2 separate regions of the Homo sapiens genome follow, and region 1 is linked to region 2. Evidence: chromatin loops called from intact Hi-C (ENCODE). Cell type or tissue: gastrocnemius medialis. All regions are shown on one strand. Each heading gives the region's core, and the rest is flanking DNA. Links, peaks and the distances in the headings are about the cores only.

Region 1 (8,331 bases), core at 24-8,023, 120 kb before region 2:
CTGCTGGGTGGAATCTGCCCTTCTGGATTCATCTCACTGCTGCAGCCCCCTCTTTTCTGTTCCAGTCATACTCAGCTGCTCTTAGCTTCTCAAACTTGCCAAGCTATTGGCTAGCTACCTGCAATACCTTCTCTAGCTAGCTTAAGGTCTGCCATCCTTCAGATCTTAGCTCAAACATCTCTTTTTTTATTTTTGAGACGGAGTTTCACTCTTTCGCCCAGGCTGGAGTGCAGTGGTGCAATCTCGGCTCGCTGCAAGCTCCGCCTGCTGGGTGCATGCCATTCTCTTGCCTCAGCCTCCCAAGTAGCTGGGACTACAGGCGCCCGCCACCACGCCCAGCTAATTTTTTGTATTTTTTAGTAGAGACGGGGTTTCACCATGTTAGCCAGGATGGTCTTGATCTCCTGACCTTGTGATCCACCCGCCTCGGCCTCCCAAAGTGCTGGGATTACAGGCGTGAGCCACCGCACCCACCCTCAAAACATCTCTTTAGGGAAGCTTTTATTCACCACCCAGACTAGAATAGATGTACTATAAGAGCCAGTACTTCTAATGTAACTTAAACAGTGTTACTGCCTTTGGTCAGCTTTTTAGCTAGACTGTAGATTCCTTGTGAGCAGGGAACATGTTTATTTTGGACACTGGATATTTCCCCCCCTAAATGATAACCATACTTTTAGTCTCCAAAAAAAAAATAGAACTTCAACATTTTCCATTTTTATTTTTATAGGTAATATCTTGCTCTGGTGGCCCAGGATGGAGTGCGGTGGCAAGATCATAGCTCACTGCAACCTCAAAATCCTCGGCTCATGCGATCTTCCCACTCCAGCCTCCCAAGTAGCTGGGACTTAGAGGTGTGCACCACCATGCCTGGCTAATTAAGAAAAATATTTTTGTGCAGATGAAGGTCTTGCTATCTTGCCCAGGCTGGTCTTGAGCTCCTGGCCTCAAGCAATCCTCCTGCCTCAGCCCCCCAAAGTGCTGGGATTACAGATATGAGCTACTGTGCCTGGCCTTTTATTTTTATCTACAACATCTCCTCAACATTTCTGAAATCTGAATGAGGCCAATAACGACCTTAATTCTAAGTTGCTTAAATTTTCTAACCAAAAGCTGGGAGTTGACTAAAACAGTGACTTATCTGTTTCAGAATATTCCATATTTAAACAAACTAAACTGCCATTTCCATCCATGATTTCACCCTGTGACTGTCATTTTTTAGCTTTGGAACATTTCTGAAATGCCATATATGAATATATGATGGTGATGCAAGAAAAGGGGTTGATGCTATCTAGGGGGAATCATGTATTCAAATCTGCAAGACTGAAATCTTACCTTTAAAGAATGTTTAGATTAAAACACCAAAGGTATCTTTTTTTTTTGAGATGGAGTCTCGCCCTGTTGCCCAGGCTGGAGTGCAGTGGTGCGATCTTGGCTCACTGCAAGCTCCACCTCCTGGGTTCGCACCATTCTCCTGCCTCAGCCTCCCGAGTAGCTGGGACTACAGGCGCCCGCCACCACACCCGTCTAATTTTTTGTATTTTTAGTAGAGACGGGGTTTCACCGTTAACCAGGATGGTCTCGATCTCCTGACCTCATGATCTGCCTGCCTCGGCCTCCCAAAGTGCTGGGATTACAGGTGTGAGCCACCGCGCCCGGCAAAACACCAAAGGTATCTTATACTCAGTTACGTATATTTGGTAATATCACCATGGTGGTTTAGAAAGATGTCCACAAATGCTTTGACATCCCCGCCTTCAACAGATGAAGCTTAATATTCCTCCCCCTTTGAGTGTGGACCAGACCCAGTGACTTGATTCTAACATACAATATGGCAGCCCAAGATTCAGTTCTAAGACTGTGCTTTTGGCTGGGCATGGTGGCTCACACCTGTAATCTCAGCACTTTGGGATGCCGAGGCGGACGAATCACTTGAGGTCAGGAATTTGAGACCAGCCTGGCCAACATGGTGAAACCCCGTCTCTATGAAAAATACAAAAATTAGCCGGGCATGTTGATGGGCACCTGTAATCCCAGCTACGTGGGAGGCTGAGGCAGGAGAATCGCTTGAACCCGGGAGGGGGAGGTTGCAGTGAGCTGAGATTGCAGCACTGCAGTCCAGTCAGTCTAGGCAACAGAGCGAGACTCCATCTCAAAAAAAAAAAAAAAAAAAAAAAAAAAAAGACTGTGCTTTCAACTTGGGTGTGCGCTCTCTTGGATCACTTGCCTTGGGGGAAGCCAGCTACCCTGCTGTGCACTGTCCTATGGAAAGACCCAGCTGGGCATGAAATGGAAGCAGGTCTCTGTCCAACATCTAGCAAGGAACATCTGCCTTTCATCTAGCAAGCTGCAAAGAACCGAGGCCAGTCAGTGACCACATTAGTGGGTTTGAAAGGGGATCTTTCATCCAGTCAATCCTTGAGATGACTGTAGCCCAGGATGACTCTAACCTTATGAGGAACTCTGAACCAGAACCATTGATCTTAGCTACTTCCAGATTTGTGACTCACCTGTGGGATAATACGTATTTATTGTTTTAAGCTGCTAAGTTTTGGGGTAATGTGTTATGGATAATACAATGGTTTATAGATTGAAAAGCTCCTCATTGCCAAATGAGGCATAAATCAAGTAAGATATTTTTCACCAAGCAGCCCCGAGCTAGCATATCCAATTATGTTTCTAGAAGTGATATACTTACTAAAACCATGCTGTTACTGCTCAATTTTTTGAAATTAACTCTCAGAGCATGAATCCTACTCTTTGGAATTTCCCTTAATGGTGTCAATTCAGAATTTAAAGGCATTTTTGTCATTTGCAGTAAGTCTTGTGGTTAATGAGTGAATCTGTTTATCATGTGTCAAGCTTAAGGCATACTTTCAAGGAAAAGGGCTTACTTTTCTGTTGTAGGAAAATGCCAGGAGTCTTAAGAATGTTTGATATAACACCAGCACAATCAAAACGGCTGTATATTTCCAAAACAACTAGCTTGAAAGATGGAACTAATTTGGATGTGTAATTTAAAATTCTTTCTCCCAACATCACTACTTTATGGTCATATCTCACAGGATGGGTAAATCAAGCCAGATTTCTTGAAAACCATAATATACACTGGGGGATTTGTATACCTTGTGATACCTATATTTAAAGTAGTCTTCTTTGGAATCAACAGAAATTACCACTAGATGCCACTGTTGTTGCTTTCTTAGAAATTACTGGGTTAGGTCAAGAAAGAGCCAAGACCCTGTTTTTACTACACAGAAGTTTATTGTGAAAGTAAATTAAACAAACAAACACACAGTATGGCCAATGGTGGCAAAAGCAATCTGGTAGCTTAAGGCAAGTTTTAATGGAGATGAATTTAGAAAAGATGATGCAATGATGTAATTTTGTTTAAATATAGATTATGAAAAAATATCAAATTGCATCAATAACTTAATAGAAGTAGTTTTCAAAGCCTGTACTACTGGAGAAAAAGGGCTCATGATCTTAATGCCAGCATTAAGACAGACAGAAGCAGCATGGTGCTAAATGACAGAAAAATCCAGTATTTACATTAGGATGGTAACAGGAACATTTAAGAGCATTTGATCTTATTTACTGGTGGACCGAAAGCCCTTAGCTAGACAATAGAGGAAAATGTACCATCATCATGTTATTTAAAAAAATTTAAGTGCAGAAGTAAAAAACCAAGGAGCTCTGTAATAAAGTAACATAAAACACCACTGTAAGGATCACTTAAAAAGCGATTCCCTCAGGGGAAATTAGGGCACTGAGTGTGTAAACATGTGAGCTGTACAACACCAAAACCAACCAAATTCATTCATAGTACTTATAGTTATGCAAGATCAGCATGGCCTTTAATGACGCATTATTGTTTGTAACAATTTAAACACACTCCTTTCCATGCATAACTTCAAATATATAACAAATACTTTTATTTGATACAGGATATCTGTTTATGAAATAAGACCTATATACAATGAAAGTAACACCTCCCTCATCAGTCAAGTACAGTTATATGCTTTTTAAATGCAATGACCTTATTCAGACTTCAGTCCATTTTCTGAATTGACTGTGTCAGTTTTTCACCCTTTAAAATAATGCCATTTAATGATAAAATACATTTTTCAAAAATTCAGAAATGTAGTAACATTTAATAAATGTGACCATGAAAAATATTTGTAAGGAGGTGCCAAATGACTTAGCACTGTTTTCCACTCTGTATCTAAAAAAAAAGTTGCAATTTGACAGTAAGCCTATTTAAAAAATATTCTTACATTAATTCATCTCAAAAGGTTCTATTAATAGTCCTTTTGCAAAATACCATATATATAACTGTGAACGTTTTTTCCAGAATTAATGGAAGAAAATGCATCCTCTGCACAGATGAACATTTTCTCTCTAAAACTAATCTTTCATCACCCAGCATGTTTTTACAAAAGCATGCAATATAAAATACACATAAAAGCAGCTATCTTAAACATGATTTTAATACAATATTACCTTTGTAGCTGATTCATCACTGTCTCCAGTTTAATATGCTGTTACATACATGAAGAAGCTCCAGTATCCCTTTTCTGATTGACTTTTTAAAAAAATCCCTGAATAAAACAGAAGCCAGCCTGTGACTTCTTTAGGCATTTCAGTAGAAGATCATCTATGGAGAATATCTCCAACCAAACTCATGATTACAGAACAGAAGCTAAAACAATCTAGGGCAGAGTACAGAGTTAATACCAATTTAAAACTTTTATGTTTAAAAAGAAAGAGCCTGTAATCCCAGTACTCTGGGAGGCTAAGGCAGGAGGATCGCTTGATGCCAGGAGTTCGAGACCAGCCTGGGCAACACTGCGAGACCCTGTCTCTATTAAAAAAAAAAAAAAGAAAGAGTGCTGATTACTAGCATTTAAAAGGATACTGCAACTTTAATAACTGTAAACTTTGTCAGAAGGCTGTGGCAGACAGCTCTATGCTACTAAGTTTTTAGCCTGTAAATAATGCAAACAACATCAGCAGTTTTAAAATGCTATAGACTATAAAAACACAAAAGGAAATGGGGCAAACAAAACAAAAAATAAGAATGCTCATCTAAAATGAAGCTGTATAACCAAAACATCTAGAAGTACAAAAAAAAAAATAGAAAAAATGATTAGAGAAAACCCTCTGATACAATTTTAATTTCTTGACTTGTTTTTAAATGACATGAACTTTTAAATTAAAGTGGAAGAAAAGGAGCTTTACAGTTGATAGTTTCAACTCCCTAAAATAATGCCAACAAGGTAAGCTTGCATAGAAAAAAAACTTCAAATTATTACTGGCTACATGCTTAAAAAATTAGAAATGCAGGTATTATAATCATAGTGCAAAACCATGGCAGTTTGTGATGTCTATTACTGCCTAAGGTTGAGAAATAGACCGTAGTACCTCCAGTTATCACAGTTTCTGGTCTTTTAATCAATTATTTCTGCCAACTAGAAGCAATGTGTATGTAAAGATGGGCAGCACACATCTGCTGTGCTATTAATTAACGAAGTTTGAGGTCATCACCACCACCTAAATTGGAACCAGGACTAGGGTCTTGTTGTCTTCTTGCCTGCAATGACAAAATCATAATTTGGGGTCAAAAAGTGTTTTGACAATCAAAATACTAGATATACAAAATACAAGACAGTAGCACACAGAAAAACTTCATAACTAAAAAGTTTTCAGCCAATATAGTCACATGTAACAGGCAAAAAAAAACCAATTAAAATTATGTCTGACATATTTTACTAAAGTTTCCTTAAAAATCAAGAATAAAAATCATTTTTATTCAAAAGAAAATCACCATAAATATGTACTACATAAGAAATAACAACAAATCTAGCACTGGGCGCAGTGGCTCATGCCTGTAATCCCAGAACTTTGGGAGGCTGAGACGGGCAGATCATTTGAGGTCAGGAGTTCGAGACCAGCCTGGCCAAAATGGTGAAACCCTGTCTCTATGAAAAATACAAAAAAATTAGCCAGGCATGGTGGCAACACCTGTAATCCCAGCAACTTGGGAGGCTGAGGCATGAGAATCCCTTGAACCTGGGAGGTGGAGGTTGCCGTGAGCTGAGATCGCACCACTGCACCCCAGCCTGGACGACATAAGTGAGATTCCATCTCAAAAAACAAACAAACAAACAAACAAACAAACAAACAAAAAACCCCACAACAAATCTATATTTACAGTTTTGGAAAAAGAGGATTTAACTTTAACACATTAGCCAAGTGCCTTAGAAGCAAACTCTTCCTTTTAGTAATAGCTGACATTTATTGAGTATCAGCTGTCTGCGGGCACTGTTGTAAGTACTTTCCATGAATTAAATAATTTTTTAGAGAGATGGGGTCTTGCTATGTTGCCCGGGCTGGACTGCAGCGGCTATTCACAGGTACGAACATAGCACATTACAGCCTCAAATTCCTGGACTAAACCAATCCTCCTGCCTCACTCGGCCTCCCAAGTAACTAGAACTATGGGCACATGCCATAGGACCTGGCTAGAACTAATTTAATCCCTCCCAACAACCTATGACATAAGTGCTATTATTTATCTCTATTTTACAAATAAAAAAACTGAATCACAGAGAAGTATATGTTCTACTAATTATATGACTGAAAAATGTAGCACTTTATTATGGATAAAGTATTGTCTCATATGTTAAAAATAGAAATATAAAATTAGAGTCCTGGGTGCACTTATATTCCCAGATGCTTTTTTTTTTTTTTTTTTGAGACGGAGTTTCACTCTTGTTGCCCAGGCTGGAGTGCAGTGGCGCAATCTTAGCTCACTGCAACCTCCAACTCCCGGGTTCAAGCAATTCTCTTGCCTCAACCTCCTCAGTAGCTGGGATTACAGGCATGTGCCACCACGCCCGGCTAATTTTGTAGTTTTAGTAGAGATGGGGTTTCTCCACGTTGGTTAGGCTGGTCTCGAACTTCCGACCTCAGGTGATCTGCCCGCCTCGGCCTCCCAAAGTGCTGGGATTACAGGCGTGAGCCACCACGCCCGGCCCCAGATCTATTTTTTTGTTTGTTGTTTTTTTGAGACAGGGTCTCACTCTGTCACCAAGACTGGAGTGCAGTGGCACAATCTCTGCTGACTGCAACCTCTGCCTCCCCGGCTCAAGCGATTCTCCCACCTAAGCCTCGAGTAGCTGTGACCACAGGCACACGCCACCACACCTGGCTAATTTTTGTATTCTTTGTAGAGACAGGGTTTCACCATGTTGCCAGGGCTGGTCTTGGAACTCCTGGGCTCAAGCCATCTGCCTGTCTTGGCCTCCCAAAGTGCTGGAATTACAGGCATGAGCCACCATGTACGACTCAGATGTATTTTTTTTTTTTTTTTTTGAGACGGAGTCGCTGGAGTGCAGTGGCGCGATCTTGGCTCACCGCAAGCTCCGCCTCCCGAGTAGCTGGGACTACAGGCGCCCACCACCACACCCAGCTAATTTTTTGTATTTTTAGTAGAGATGGGGTTTCTTTGTGTTAGCCAGGATGGTCTCAATCTCCTGACCTCGTGATTCACCCGCCCTGGCCTCCCAAAGTGCTGGGATTACAGGAGTGAGCCACCGCGCCCGGCCCAGATGTATTGTTATAACAATATTTAACAATTAAGAAGCTTGACTAGGTCTATAAAATAAAAATTAGAAAAAAATACTTCCTGTTGACCAAATCTATTTTAAAAAAAGAGGCTTGACAATTATAAACACCAAGATTTCAAGATTCACTTTGGAGTCAACATTCCTATTTAAACCCCTTATGGTAAATTACTTAATAGAGAGACTATATATATACATATATATATATGTATATTTTCTCCTTCACAAGTTCTAATATGTGGTTATTCTATAAGCTTTCTTTACTGCCTCCAAATGTTGGCCAAGCACAAATATCTGTTTGTATCCAGAATGTGGTACTAAGTACTTTCCATGAATTAACTAATTATTATTATTTTTTTTTTTTGAGACAGAGTCTTGCTCTGTTTTCCAGGCTGGAGTACAGTAGCGCAATCTCAGCTCACTGCAACCTCCGCCTCCCAGGTTCAAGTCATTCTCCTGCCCCGCCTCCCAAGCAGCTGGGAGAACAGGCATGCACCACGACACCTGGCTAATTTTAAAATATTTTTAGTAGTGATGGGGTTTTGCCATGTTGGCCAGGCTGGTCTCGAACTCCTGGGCTCAAGTGATCCACCCACCTCAGCTTCCCCAAAGTGCTGGGATTACAGGCGTGAGCCACCATGCCCAGCTGAATTAACTCATTTTGTTTTAAAGAGATGAGGTCGGCTGGGTGCAATGGCTCAAT
Region 2 (8,331 bases), core at 164-8,163:
AGGAAGAAATGCTATGAAGAGAGTGTGGTACTGGGCCGGGCATGGTGTCTCATGCCTGTAATCCCAGCACTTTGGGAGGCAGAGGCAGGCGGATCACGAGGTCAGGAGATCGAGACCATCCTGGCTAACACGGTGAAACCCCGTCTCTACTAAAAATACAAAAAAAAAAGAAAAAGAAAAAAGAAAGAAAAAAAGTAGCTGGGTATGGTGGTGGGTGCCTGTAGTCCCAGCTACTCCGGAGACTGAGGCAGGAGAATGGCGTGAACCTGGGAGGCGGAGCTTGCAGTGAGCTGAGATGGTGCCACTGCACTCCAGCCTGGGCAACAGAGTGAGACTCTGTCAAAAAAAAAAAAGAGAGAGTATGGTACTGGCATAAGACAGATATACAGAATTGAGAGTCCATAAATAAACCCATGTCTCTATGGTTAACTGATTTAATTAGTTTATTTATTTTCAGAGATGGAGTCTCACTATGTTGCCCAGGCTGGTCTTGAACTCCTGGGCTCAAATGACCCTCTTGCCTCGGCCTCCCGAAGTGCTAGGATTACAGGTGTGAGCCACCGTTCCTGGCCAAGGTGAACTGATTTTCAACAAGGGTGCCAAGACCATTCAATAAGGGAAAGAATAGTCTTTCCAACAAATGATGCTGGGAAAACTGGATCATGCCACATGCAAAAGAATAAAGTTGGCTCAGGTGCAGTGGCTCACACCTGTAATCCCAGCACATTGGGAGGATCGCTTGAGCCCAGAAGTTTAAGACCAGCCTGGGCAACAAAAAGTAAAAAAGATGAGCCAGGCATGGCGGCATGTGCGTGTAGTCCCAGCTACTGGGGAGGCTGAGGTGGGAGGATTGCTCGAGCCCAGGAGGTTGAGGCTGCAGTGAGCTATGATTGTGCCACTGCACTCTAGCCTGAGCAACAGGGCAAGATCTTGTCTCAAAAAAAAAAAAAAAAAAAAAAGAGAGACCCTTATATCACACCATGTACAAAAATTAACTCAATATGAATCAAAGTCCTAAATGATGTAAGAGCTAAAACTATAAAACTCTTAGAGGACATAGAGGTAAATCTTCATGGTTTACTGACATATTCTTAGATATGATACCAAAAGCATGAGTAACAACAACAAAAATAGGTAATTCAGACTTCATCAAAATGAAAAACTTTTGTGTTGCAAAGGCCACTATGGAAAAATGGAAAAGACAACCCACAGAATGGGAGAAAAGATTTGCAAATTATGTGTCTGATAAGGGACTTATATCTGGAATATATAAAGGTCTCTTACAATTCAACAACAAAAAGACAACTTAATTTTTTTAAATGGGCAGAGGATTTGAGTAAATCTTTCTCCCAGGAATATAAAAAGAGCCAAAAAGAACACGAAAAGATGCTCGACATCATTAGCCATCAGGGAAATGCAAATCAAACCAATATTAGACACTACTACTTCACACCTACTAGGATGGCTAGAATTAAAGAGTCAGATAATAAGGCCAGGCATGGTGGCTCATGCCAGTAATCACAGCACTTTGGGAGGCCAAGGCAGGTGGATCACTTGAGGTCAGGAGTTCGAGACCAGCCTGGCCAACATGGGGAAACCCCGTCTCTTCTAAAATTATAAAAATCAGCTGCGTGTGGTGGTGGGCGCCTGTAATCCCAGATACTTGCCAGGCTGATGCAGAAGAATTGCTTGAGCCTCGGAGGCGGAGGTTGCAGTCAGCCAAGACCGTGCCATTGCACTCCAGCCTGGGTGATAGAGCAAGACTCTATCTTAAAAAAAAAAAAAACTCAGACAATAAATTTTGACAAAAAAGTGAAGAAATCAAAACCCTTACAGATCGCTGGTGGGAATATAAACTGGTGTAGAAAACAGTGGTTTTAGAAAACAGTTTGGCAGTTCCTCAAATGATGAAACATAGAGTTACCATATAACCCAGCAATTCCACTCATAAGTGTACAGTTGACCCTTGAACAATGTGGGTGTTAGGGGCGTTGACCACCATGCAGTTGAAAATCTGCATGTAACTTTTGACACCCAATAAACTTTACTAATAGCATACTGTTGGCTGGAAGCCTTACTGATAACATAGTCATCGATTAACACTTTTTTTGTTTGTTTTTTATTTTTGACACCCAGGCTAGAATGCAGTGGCACGATCTCGGCTTCACTGTAATCTCCACCTCCCAGGTTCAAGCAATTCTTCTGCCTCAGCCTCCCAAGTAGCTGGGATTGCAGGTGCCCGCCACCATGCCAGGCTAATTTTTGTATTTTTGTTTCCCAGCTTTATTTTGCCATGTTGCCCAGGCTGGTCTTGAACTCCTGGCCTCAGCTGACCTGCCCACCTTGGCCTCTGACAAACTCCAGGAGCCACAGTCCAGGCCCAAAAGACAGAGGGGACTCATGAAGGCATCTGAGGGAGAGCAGGGCTGGCCCCTGTCATCTCCCTGCGGGCTGTCCAGCCCCAGTCTGAAGCCACTGCCTTGCAAAACCCCTCCTCTGGGCCTCCCTTGCTGGCCTAACTAGAATCCCAGTCCCCCCACCCAAGTCAGCCCACTAGACCCCAACTCCAGCACCTGGAAGGCCACCCTAGACACAAGGGCACATTCTGGAGGGGAAGGACTTGCAGTTTGAAGGCCAGTAAACTTGGGTGTGAGTCCTGCCTTTGTTCTCACTGTGTGGCCTCAGGCACGGTACTGCCCCTCTCTGATTCTAATTTCCTCATCTGTAAGGTGGGGTCCTCTCGGAACCCCAGAGGACGGCCCAGAGGCCTGCGGGAGAGGCCGGGTGTGAGTAAGCTTGAGCTCAGAGGAGAGCTCAGTGGGTGGCCGGGAGAAGCCTGGACCTCACCCCTACCCGCACCGCCAGCGATTGCCTTGTTTCCTGGGGTCCTGGTCAAGGTCTGAAGAGTGGGAAGGGGCCAGCTTGGGGGCAGCAGGGAGGGGCAACGTCACCCGAAGAGAGGCTCCAGTGGCAACGATGCCCCAAAGTGTGGGAGGTCTGGGGGTGATGGGAAGGAAGGCAGGCAGGCTAGGGCAGGGAAAGAAGGCCATGTGGGTGCCACTGCAAGAACCAGAGCTGGCGTTCCCCTGCCAAGTTCCTTCCTGTTCTTGGAATAGCCTTCCCGGAGCCTGGGCAGGCTGGACTGGGAACTGGGGTGGAGGCTGCGGGGGCGTGCAGAAGTGGAGATGGGGGGTGGCTAAAACCCAGGAGGTGGGGCTATAGACAGACTGGGGAGGAACTTGAACATGGCTTCCCTGAAGTCCCCAGGGAGGGACACAGACTCTATATGACACTCAACCTGCCATTCAGAGCCTCCCAGGGGTCCACCGACCAATTCTTTTGGGCAGCTACAGGCTCAGAAGTTATTTATTTACTTAGAGACAGAGTCTCACTCTGTTGCCCAGCCTGGAGTGTTGTGGCTCAATCAGCTCACTGTAACCTCGAACTCCTGGGCTCAAGCCATCCTCCTGCCTCACACTACTACAGGTGTGAGACACAACATCTGGCTAATTTTTAAAACTTTTTGTACAGATGGGGCCTTGCGATGTTGCCCAGGCTGGTCTTAAATTCCTGGCCTCAAGCGATCCTCCCACCTCGGCTTCCCAAAGTGCTGGGGTTACAGGTGTGAGCAACTGCCCCTAGTCCCAGAAGTTATTTTAAGGTGGAAGAGACTCATGCCAATATTATGATGCTCCCTGACATACCCCAATTCTTCCATGTTTGAGTTGTAGTCGAGGAGCCATATGATTTTTTTGGACATTGCGAGCAGAGTGTTTATACCTGTGCCAGGGAGCACTTATTTAGCACTGGCTGTGTGTCAAGCACGACTCTAGGTGCTTCATGGCTAATGATGTTTCAGTACTCACAGCCAGACCTGGGAAGGGAGTCACTAACCTTACTCTCATTTTACAGATGAGAAAACTGAGGAACAAAGAGGATACACAGCTTACTCAAAGATACACATCTGTGGTCGAGTGCAGTGGCTCATGCCTGTAATCCCAGCACTTTGGGAGGCCGAGGTGGGTGGATCACTTGGGGCCAAGAGTTAGAGACTAGCCTGGCCAACATGGTGAAACCCCGTCTCTACTAAAAACAAAAATTATCCAGGTGTGGTGGTGGGCGCCTGTAATCCCAGCTACTTGGGAGGCTGAGGCACAAGAATCATTTGAAGCCTGGAGACAGAGGTTGCAGTGAAGCAAGATCACACCAATGCACTCCGGCCTTGGTGACAGAGTGAGACTCTATCTCAACAAAAATAAAAAATAGAAATAAAATAAAGAGAAGATACACACCCAGTAAATGGTGGAACTCGTAGGAACCCTATCCGTGAGCGTGTGTGTGTGAGACTGTCGGGTTGTGTGAGTAACTAAGGTTGGCCTTGGGTAGATACTGGAAGCATCTGCTAGGACCTCATCCTGTGGCGGGGTCCAGGTGTGCACGTCTGATCCTGCAGCGCCCCCTGGTGCTCACACTCCTGCACTGTTCACTTGGCCCTTCCTGTGGCCCTTCCACTGGGAGGCTCCCGGGTCCACCAGTCCCTGTCCTGCAGGGCCACGCCTGTCTGAGTCTTTGGCTTGCTCCCTTCAGCTCTGCATGGCTGCTGGGTCCTAGGGCATGGAGGGGCCTTCAGGGAGCCTCAGGGAAGAGAGAATACAGAGGCATGAGGCCTGGAATCCCCTCTGCCTGGTAGGTCATATCCCCCGACCCCTGGGGCAGTACCAGACATTCTCCTCCCTCCCTGGGTGAAGGATGCCCTTGGCGGAGAGGGCTGGAGCTAGGACAGGGTCTGAGGCCTCAGCAGCCGGCTTGCCCACCCTCTCCAGGGCCTGCTGGTGTTGGCGATACCCAACCTGGTAACACCCCCCCGCTACACTCCCATGGCTGCCCTGTGGGGGCCACCATCAGGCCCAGAGGAAGAGGCCTCTTTGTACATCCAGTGTGGCCCACACCAGACCCCTGATTTCCGGGTCCACTCCTGCTTGCCTTAAGGCTGCCCTATCGGGGCTTCTTTTCCCCAACCTCTGTGTCTGGTCAGTCGCCCGGTCTTGTCTGCGGACTCTAAATCTAGAGCCCACCAGTGCCTCTCCATCCACCTGGCAGCCCACCCTGGTCCCCTCCCTGTTCTCCCTGCTCTCCCCCTCCTCTCCCCCCTCCCAGCCACCCTCCTCCATACAACAGGGCTTCCATGAGCGTCAAGTCCATGCCGACCCCTGTCGCAGCCCACAAGTCCTCTCACGTCTGCTCTTTGCTGACCTCTCCAGCCCTGCAGAGCCGCGATTCCTCCACACATTGCATCCTTCAGGCCTTTGCTGCTGTTGTTCCCTCTGCCAGGCACGCCCTTCCCCCGCTCCCCACCCTTCCAGTCTTCTACGCTGGTCTGCACGGTTGAGTAACCTCTGTTTATTCCTCGGGTCTCAGCTGAGATGTCCCTCCTTCCCTGTCTCCCAAGTCTGGGCTGGTCTACGTCTCTGTGTCCTCACAGCCCTTCGTGTCCCAGTTACACACTGTATTATTGGGGCCTGTTTTGTTTTGTTTTGTTTTTGAGACAAGGTCTCACTCTGTCACCCAGGCTGGAGTGCAGTGGCGTGATCTCGGCTCACTGCAACCTCTGCCTCCCGGGTTCATGTGATTCTCCTGGCTCAGCCTCTCTAGTAACTGGGACTACAGGTGCACACTAGCACGCCTGGCTGATTTCTGTATTTTTTAATACAGAGAAGGTTTCGCTATGTTGGCCAGGCTGGACTCGAACTCCTGACCTCAGGTGATCCACCCGCTTCGGCTTCCCAAAGTGCTGGGATTACAGGCGTGAGCCACCGTGCCCGGCCAGGGCCTACTTGTCAAGCTCTACCAGCTTGTGGGGATGAACTTCCCTGGTGGAAGGAAGTGGATGAGAATAGCAGGACTTCAGTGGCACGTGGAGAACTTGGACTTGTCTTCAGGGAGACAGGGAGTCACCAGGAGCTTTCGAGCAGGAGAATGATATGACTCAGAGCCCTTCTGGCTTTCTGTCTCTCCTTCCTCCCCAAAATGGACTTCCCAGAACAGAGCTGGTTCCAGTTGGAAATGAAAATGCTGGCCAGGCGCGGTGGCTCACGCCTGTAATCCCAGCACTTTGGGAGGCCGAGGTGGGTGGATCATCTGAAGTCAGGAGTTCAAGACCAGCCTGGCCAACATGGTGAAACCCTGTCTCTACTAAAAATACAAAAAAATTAGCTGGGCATGATGGTGGGCGCCTGTAATCCCAGCTACTCGGGAGGCTGATTCAGGAGAATTGCCTGGACCTGGGAGGTAGAGGTTTCAGTGGGCTGAGATCGTGTCATTGCACTCCAGCCTGGGCAACAAGAGTGAAACTCCATCTCAAAAAAACAAGACAGAAAGAAAGGAAGAAAGAAAAAAGAAAATGAAAATGCTTTTCACCCACCCATCAGCAGCCAGCAGCTCAGTCTGACTGAGGAAGGGCATTTGTGCGACTGGAGCTGGTAGGATGGCATAACGGGGGCAGGGAAGACTCTGGGATATGTATTGAAATCCAGGTGTTGGCTGGGCACAGTGGGACACACCTGCAATCCCAGTGTTTTGGAAGGCCGAGCCGGGAAGATCATTTGAGGCCAGGAGTTTGAGGCCAGTCTCGGCAACATGGTGATACCCTGTCCCTACAAAAACTAAAAAAATTATCCAGGCATGGCGACACTCACTTGCAGTCCCCGCTACTTGGGAGGCTGAGGGGGGAGAATCGCTTGATTGAGTTCGAGGCTGCAGTGAGTTCGAGGAGTTCAAGGCTGCAGAGAGCTACAATCGTGCCACTTCAGTCCAGCATGCACAGCAGAGTGGACCCTGTCTCTAAAACAAAAACAAAAATAAACCCAGGTGTTTTAAGGTAGTGGTACATTGATCCTCAAAGCAAGAAATGTTTACTTCTGTGTCCGGAATTGGTGGGTTCTTTGTCTCACTGACTTCAAGAATGAAGCCACGGACCCTCCCGGTGAGTGTTACAGTTCTGAAAGGTGGCGTGTCGGGAACTGGTTCCTTCTGAGGTTCAGATGCGTTCGGAGTTTCTTCCTTCTGGTGGGTTCGTGGTCTCGCTGGCTCAGGAGTGAAGCTGCAGACCTTCGCGGTGAGTGTTACAGCTCATAAAGGCAGTGTGGACCCAAAGAGTGGGCAGTAGCAAGATTTATTGCAAAGAGCGAAAGAACAAAGCTTCCACGGCGTGGGAGGGGACCCGAGGGGGGTTGTCACTGCTGGCTCAGGCAGCCTGCTTTTATTCTCTTGTCTCGCCCCACCCACATCCTGCTGATTGGTCCATTTTACAGAGAGTCAAGTGGTCTGTTTTGACAGGGTGCTGATTGGTGCGTTTACGATCCCTGAGCTAGACACAAAGGTTCTCCACATCCCCACTAGATTAGCTAGATACAGAGTGTGGACACAAAGGTTCTCCAAGTCCCCACCAGAGTAGCCAGATACAGAGTGTGGATTGGTGCATTCACAAACACTGAGCTAGACACAGGGTGCTGATTGGTGTGTTTACAAACCTTGAGCTAGATACAGAGTGCCCATCGGTGTATTTACAATCCCTTAGCTAGACATAAAGGTTCTCCAAGTCCCCACCAGACTCAGGAGCCCAGCTGGCTTCACCCAGTGGATCCAGCACTGGGGCAGCAGGTGGAGCTGCCTGCCAGTCCCGCGCTGTGCACCCGCACTCCTCAGCCCTTGGGTGGTCGATGGGACTGGGCGCTGTGGAGCAGGGGGCGGCGCTCCTTGGGGAGGCTCCGGCCGCACAGGAGCCCACGGGGGGTGGGGGGAGGGTCAGGCATGGAGGGCTGCAGGTCCCGAGCCCTGCCCCGCGGGGAGGCAGCTAAGGCCCAGCGAGAAATCGAGCACAGCAGCTGCTGGCCCAGGTGCTAAGGCCCTCACTGCCTGGGGCCGGCCAGCTGCTCTGAGTGGGGCCCCGCCGAGCCCACGCCCACCCGGAACTCACTCTGGCCCGCAAGCGCTGCGCGCAGCCCCGGTTCCTGCCCGCCCCTCTCCCTCCGCACCTCCCCGCAAGCTGAGGGAGCTGGCTCCGGCCTTGGCCAGCCCAGAAAGGGGCTCCTACAGTGCAGCGGCGGGTTGAAGGGCTCCTCAAGTGCTGCCAAAGTGGGAGCCCAGGCAGAGGCGGCAGGGAGAGCAAGCGAGGGCTGTGAGGGCTGCCAGCACACTGTCACCTCTCACTTCCATCTGAAAACCTCTTGGTGCTTTTCACCTTTTGCAGCCCGAGTGGGTGGGTCTCTTCTTTTCTCTGTGACAATAGCCCGACGGATGCCCTGGTCCAGATGCCCTCCCCTGGCCTGTCCT

Evidence for each region. A loop is a pair of places that touch in the nucleus more often than their neighbours do. Peaks named below come from ENCODE experiments on the same cell type or tissue, not always from the same donor. Only the 100,000 strongest peaks of a DNase experiment are listed, where the experiment ranks them.
Region 1: it touches region 2 in a loop (5-fold over the local background); 43 of 110 quality-filtered maps call a loop at or near these places.

Annotation. Positions count from the first base shown.
Region 1 is chr16:67,095,972-67,104,302 of GRCh38, reverse strand. It overlaps CBFB (core-binding factor subunit beta), which reads right to left. Exons shown (of 6, transcript NM_022845.3): 6 at 3,245-5,593. The coding sequence ends at 5,525. Among named protein-coding and RNA genes, the nearest start is that of PHAF1, 9.8 kb to the left of the region's middle. In gastrocnemius medialis, for the core only: a CTCF peak has its summit at 3,171 (motif pointing right); no DNase peak of the experiment used is centred there.
Region 2 is chr16:66,973,974-66,982,304 of GRCh38, reverse strand. CES3 (carboxylesterase 3) reads right to left here. Exons shown (of 13, transcript NM_024922.6): 13 at 7,156-8,331. Among named protein-coding and RNA genes, the nearest start is that of CES4A, 10 kb to the left of the region's middle. RefSeq lists an enhancer at 7,125-7,419. In gastrocnemius medialis, for the core only: CTCF peaks have their summits at 4,250 and 4,463 (motif pointing left); DNase peaks (open chromatin) are centred at 3,126 and 4,464; H3K27ac peaks cover 2,638 bases.